2 separate regions of the Homo sapiens genome follow, and region 1 is linked to region 2. Evidence: chromatin contacts called from ENCODE Hi-C data. All regions are on one chromosome and are shown on one strand. The core of a region is the stretch at or near the end of the contact, and the rest is flanking DNA. Distances in the headings are between cores, read along the strand shown.

Region 1 (2,700 bases), core at 84-2,583, 6.6 Mb before region 2:
TTTGGGAGGCCGAGACAAACGGATCCCTTGAGCCCAGAATTTTGAGACCAGTCTAAGCAACATAGGGAGACACCATCTCTACAAAAAAATAGAAAAATTAGCCCGTCGTGGTGGTGTGTGCCTGTAGTCATAACTACTCAGGAGGCTGAGGTGGGAGGACAGGTCAAGGCTGCAGCGAGTGGTGATTGCACCACTGCACTCTGGCCTGGCCCACAGGGCGAGATCTCATCTCTTAAAAAAAAAAAAAAAAAAGTCGGGCGCGGTGGCTCATGCCTGTAATCCCAGCACTTTGGGAGGCCCAGGCAGGCAGATCACGAGGTCAGGAGTTTGAGACCAGCCTGGCCAACATGGTGAAACTCCGTCTCTACTAAAATACAAAAACTAGCTGGGGGTGGTGGCGGGCACCTGTAGTCCCAGCTACTCGGAAGGCTGAGGCAGGAGAATCGTTTAAACCCGGGAGGCAGAGGTTGCAGTGAGCCGAGATTGCTCCACTACACTCCAGCCTGGGCAACAAAGCCAGACCTTGTCTCAATAATAATAATAATGCATTGTTTCCCAGTGTGTTACAATGTGATGCGGTAATGGGAATTTAAAGTTATGTAATAGACAACTTTATTTTTTTTTTTTTGAGACAGAGTCTAGCTCTGTTGCCCAGGCTGAAGTGCAGTGGTGCAGTCTCGGCTCACTGCAACGTCCACCTCCCGGGTTCAATCAATTCTCTGCCTCAGCCTCCCAAGTAGCTGGGATTACAGACGCCTGCCACCAGGCCTAGCTAAATTTTTTTTGTATTTTTGGTAGAGACGGGGGTTTCACCATCTTGGCCAGGCTGGTCTTGAAATCCTGACCTCGTGATCCGCCCGCCTCGGCCTCCAAAAGTGCTGGGATTACAGGCGTGAGCCACCGCGCCCGTAGAGGCCTCCTTTTAGATCTTCCATCTATCCCTGTGATGGAAATATTTGGTGCCTTTTTAAAAGTACACGACTAATACGTTTCTTGTAGGAATATCAGAAAATACAGATGCGCAAACCAGGGTTGGGGGGAAGAAGTTTGGAGTACTGGGGGCGGGGTATATTTTAAAAGGTGGCAAAACACTTCCACTCCCAAGAAGCCAAATTAGTATCAGTAGATATAATTCATATTTAAACCCAGACTACCCCAAGCGAGAACAGCCCAGGACTTAAACTCCGGCCTCCGCTGGGACCTCAGGCCCCGCCTACTTCTCTAAATAGTCCCGCCCCCTGCCCGGCCCGGCTCCGCCTCTCCTCTTCGCTGGGTTTCTCTTGCAACCCCGCCCCTCAGCGGCAAAGTCAGTTACAGTTCTCGCGATAACACAACCCGGAAGTCTCACGGCCGGAGTTGGTGGTCTGGGAACCCACGTGGGCTGGGTTTCGGATTGCTCTGCTGGTCCGGCCGCTGGAGCGCCCACCCTGGCCTAGTCGCCATGGGGAAGCTGCGCCGGCGCTACAACATCAAGGGGCGCCAGCAGGCGGGCCCCGGACCCTCGAAGGGCCCCCCCGAGCCGCCCCCCGTGCAGCTGGAACTGGAGGGTAAGACATCCCCGGACCGGGGCTGGATTTCGGAGATTTCCCAGGGCGGCCTGTGCCCTGCCTTCAGGACTCTCGGGTGGGGATCCCAGAGGGGTGGGATGGATCATCTGGAATGGGGGAATGGGTCCCCCCATTCCAGATGATCCAAAGGAGAGGGGCTTAGTGACAGCCTAGTTTTAACAGTGTATATGGAATACCCGGGATTTCTCTCGCCCTCAAATAGTAACATGGAGAATTTGGCAAAAAAAACAGGAGTAGTTCCATCCCTTCCCATGACTTCGATTATAATCTCTTTATAATCTCCAGCGACCCCCAAATGTGTATTTTCAGCCCAGTCTTGTCTGCTCAGCTCCAGGCTGGCTGACATTTCTCTCAGACCCCTTTTTAGGAGTAGCCCTTATTACATGCCAGGCACTATTCTAGGCACTGGAGACATAGCAGAAAGGGAGATTTTTAGAAAATCCCTGAGTTTACCTGCTGTATAGGAGGAGACAGGCAAAGAATAAACATATAGAAATTTATGCGGCTATAGTGAGCAGATAAAACAGAAGAGGCCATTGGGTGGGTTGCAGCATCCCATAGAGTTGCTGGAGAAGACATCACTCTGTTAGAGTCAAGATCTGAAGGAGACCTGAGTGGCTGCCTGGAGATGAGAGAAAAAACAGGGGGCCAGGGCAGGTCGGGCCTGGACTGCAGTCTTGGCGAGGACTGGGGCTTTTTCTCTACGGGAGAGGGCAGCCATGGGAGCATTTAGAGCAGAGGAGGCGTGGTGGTGGGCACCTGTAGTCCCAGCTACTTGGGAGGCTGAGGCAGGAGAATGGCTTGAACCCAGGATACGGAGGTTGCAGTGAGCCAAGATCGCACCACTGTACTCTAGCCTGGGTGAGAGAGCGAGACTCCATCTCAAAAAAAAAAAAAAAAAAAAAAAAGTTCCACAGACAGGCTGGGAGTTGAGGCAGATCCCCTAACATCTCTGTGCCTTCGTTTTCACATCTGCAGAATGGGACCAGTAGCACACGTTGAGCAGCCTTAATCCAAAATACTCCAAAATTCAAAAGTTTTTGAGTGTCAACATGACACTTAAGGAAATGCTCATTGGAGCATTCCAGATTTCAAATTTTTAGATTAGGGATGCTCAACCAGTGAATAGAAT
Region 2 (2,700 bases), core at 45-2,544:
ACTCAGATGAATAAAACGTAGGCCCCATTCCAAACAGCTGGTCTAGCTTTTGCTCCACGGCCCGATTTTGTCCCAGAATATTCCGCTCATATATCGGTCTCTCTTTGTTTCCTATTTCTCCTCCCTTGATCTCTCACATTTCATCACCTTCCTCCTCCTCCATCCCTCCAAAATAGCGTTCCTCACACTTGCCAAATTATAAAGCCCAGTTTGAAAAGCAAGGCTCTGAGACTCTGTGATGACAGTGCAAAGAGCGTGGGACTGAAAACACAACACCTGGGGACCATTAAGCAAATCTCTCCCTCTCTTACCTGTTTCCGGGAGGGGGGCGGGTGGGGAGAACATTTACGGAGTATTTACAGTACCAGGCCAAGTACTTTATGCGCATGTCATTTAATCCCTATACCGACCCTAGGAAGTGCCTTCTAGGGCAGGTGTGGGAATTAAACAGCTCCATTACAGTTGGGTAAATCGAGGCTGGAAAACTTAAGTTTACAAAGCTGAGTTAAGTGACAAAGCCAAATTTAAACCTGTATCTGGCTGGTTCTAGGTCCCTTTCCTTTAACCAACCTGAGTTCTCAATAGTGTACTACCTAAAGTATAGATGACTTATGCATTTCGGGGGTGGGGAGGGGCAACTTTGGACTCTGATGCTCTCACACACAAAAAAGGGGCGAACTACACTCGATGTATTCAGTAAATGAGTTTCTAATTCCTACTAGTGAGTGAGGTTCAATCAGAAACGGCTGGGAGGGAGGACGGGGTCTTAAAGGGACCCCCAGCGTGACAACATCTAAGTCCCCTCTCCCCATCACGGTCGAGTGTAACGCACCCAGGGCTTCCCCGCTACTCCAGCACGGATGGGGGTAACTTCCCCGAGCCCCGCAACTCCCGGCGGCCCCTCCACGCAGCCCCAGGCCCCGGAGGCCGCCCCGCCCCTCTCCCGAACAGCCCCACCCCCTCCCCCAGCGGTCCCACCTCCGCTCCGGGCGGCCGGGCGAGCGGCAGGACTCACCTTCGTCCGACTCGCGGCCCCGACAGCTGCGCTCGTCGTCCTCGGCGCTCTCCAGCTCTTCATCCTCCTCGGGGTAGTACTCGGGGGCCGGCGGCGCTCCAGCCTGGGCCGGGGCCGGGGCCAGCAGCCCCGCGGCACTCATGTCGCCTCTGACCGCAGCTGAGCGTGGCCCACGGACACCGCGGCCACCCGCGCTCGGTACTCGCCGTCTGCCTAGCAGTGTCCGCGGCAGCCCCCAACTCGAGGACCGGCAGCCACGGCGACCCCTTCCCCGTCTCCGCCGAGCTCCGCCCCCCGCGCCCGCGCTCGGCAACGGGGGCCTCGCGCCGCGAGCGACTTCCGGGTCGAGAGCTGCCCGACAACGGCCTGATTCCGCCATCCTTGGGGGAGTGGAGATGCCGCTGGACGCCCCCGTCGCCACAACCTCAGCCCTTTCATCGCCGTCTTAAAATCCTCAACGTATAGTGGGGGAGGGGCGGAGCCAGGTTCGCTAGAGTCAGGCAAATCTACGGGCAGGCCCAGCAGCGGTCAGGACCCCGAGGCTCGCAGGCGACTTCCGGAGACAGCCGCCAGGCGGCGCCTGGAGCTAGAACTAAAGCGGTGATCGTTAGCGACCTAGGGGCGGAGGGTTTGAAGGGCCCTTGGCAGGTGGAGGTGGTCTCTAATTTAAGCAGGGAACGACGCGACCTGCCCCCTTATTAGGTCGGAAAACCTAGACGTCCAGAGTGTGCGTGATCATGCAGCCTGGCTCCTCCTGTGACTAGTTAGAGCTTTATTAAGAGCTAAAAGACAAGGATGCTGATATTCCATCCTGGGGACAGCAAAATAGTATTTTCCCAGCCCTTAGGAATCCTTTCTGTTTGTGTAAGGTTTATTCGGTAAGATGTTCCCCCGGTTTTACAAATGAGAAACGAGCTGTCGTTTGCCTAAAAAAAAATAGTAACGTCCAGTCTGATTTTTTAGACTCCGAGACCCAGGCCCTCCGCGGTACAGCTGCCTTGAATATTAATTTTTTAAAAGGTGCTTTTGCTTAATCCAACAGCTTGCTCTGAGCTCTCAACTGAAGAAGGGGAGAATTTGCCTACCAGAAGTTATTTGGCTAAGGCCCACGTGGAAGCTTAAAAAACAGGAGAGCTGAGTATCTGCAAGAATTAATTTGTGCGATTCCCTCTGAGTAGAAAAGGAACACGGTGTTATAAGTTTTGCTGAACGAATAGATTTAAGGTGTCCCTTTAGCTAAGAGCAATGTGGTCTAGTTGTGTGTAGCGAGAAAAAAGGGTAAGGTTTTTAATGGTTTGTCCAAAGTAGCCCCACTTTTATGTTCCACCCGAGTCTCCGTAGGAAACGCAACCAGTAGTGAAAATGAACAGATGTGAAAACCAGGGTGGAACCGAATATTCCCATTCTCAGACCTTTTGTGATTAAATTTATCTCTGAATTGTTCCCTATGGACTCTTCTGAAAATGAAACGTTATTCTCATCCCACTTATTTTGACATTTATTTACTACCTTGTTTTAATTAAAATCTTGGCTCTATTTGTAAGTGATTTTTTCTCCCAACAAAACTAAAGAATTTCCAGAATGGAATGCTAAGATGTCTTTCCAGGAGTTCTGAGATCTTCTGAAGCCCCTTCTAAATAAGAATCATTCTCAGATCGCACCGTAGGTCTGCCATCTATATTTAA

The links. A loop is a pair of places that touch in the nucleus more often than their neighbours do. Pooled maps may share reads with other maps.
Region 1: a loop to region 2 is called in a map of naive thymus-derived CD4-positive, alpha-beta T cell, with 6 times the contacts of the local background. The contact joins the promoter of DHX37 here to the promoter of SUDS3 in region 2. A Hi-C loop is called at or near these places in 1 of 168 maps with a recorded cell type or tissue (naive thymus-derived CD4-positive, alpha-beta T cell), 1 of 37 single-sample maps with no recorded cell type and 9 of 50 pooled maps.

Annotation. Positions count from the first base shown.
Region 1 is chr12:124,987,764-124,990,463 of GRCh38, reverse strand. DHX37 (DEAH-box helicase 37) reads left to right here and starts at 1,333. Exons shown (of 27, transcript NM_032656.4): 1 at 1,333-1,547. The coding sequence starts at 1,442. RefSeq lists a silencer at 1,420-1,629.
Region 2 is chr12:118,375,149-118,377,848 of GRCh38, reverse strand. SUDS3 (SIN3A corepressor complex component SDS3) reads right to left here and starts at 1,294. Exons shown (of 12, transcript NM_022491.3): 1 at 1,016-1,294. The coding sequence starts at 1,157. LOC124903031 (a long non-coding RNA gene) reads left to right here and starts at 1,722. Exons shown (of 2, transcript XR_007063480.1): 1 at 1,722-1,893; 2 at 2,058-2,551. RefSeq lists silencers at 898-1,047, 1,078-1,297 and an enhancer at 739-1,239.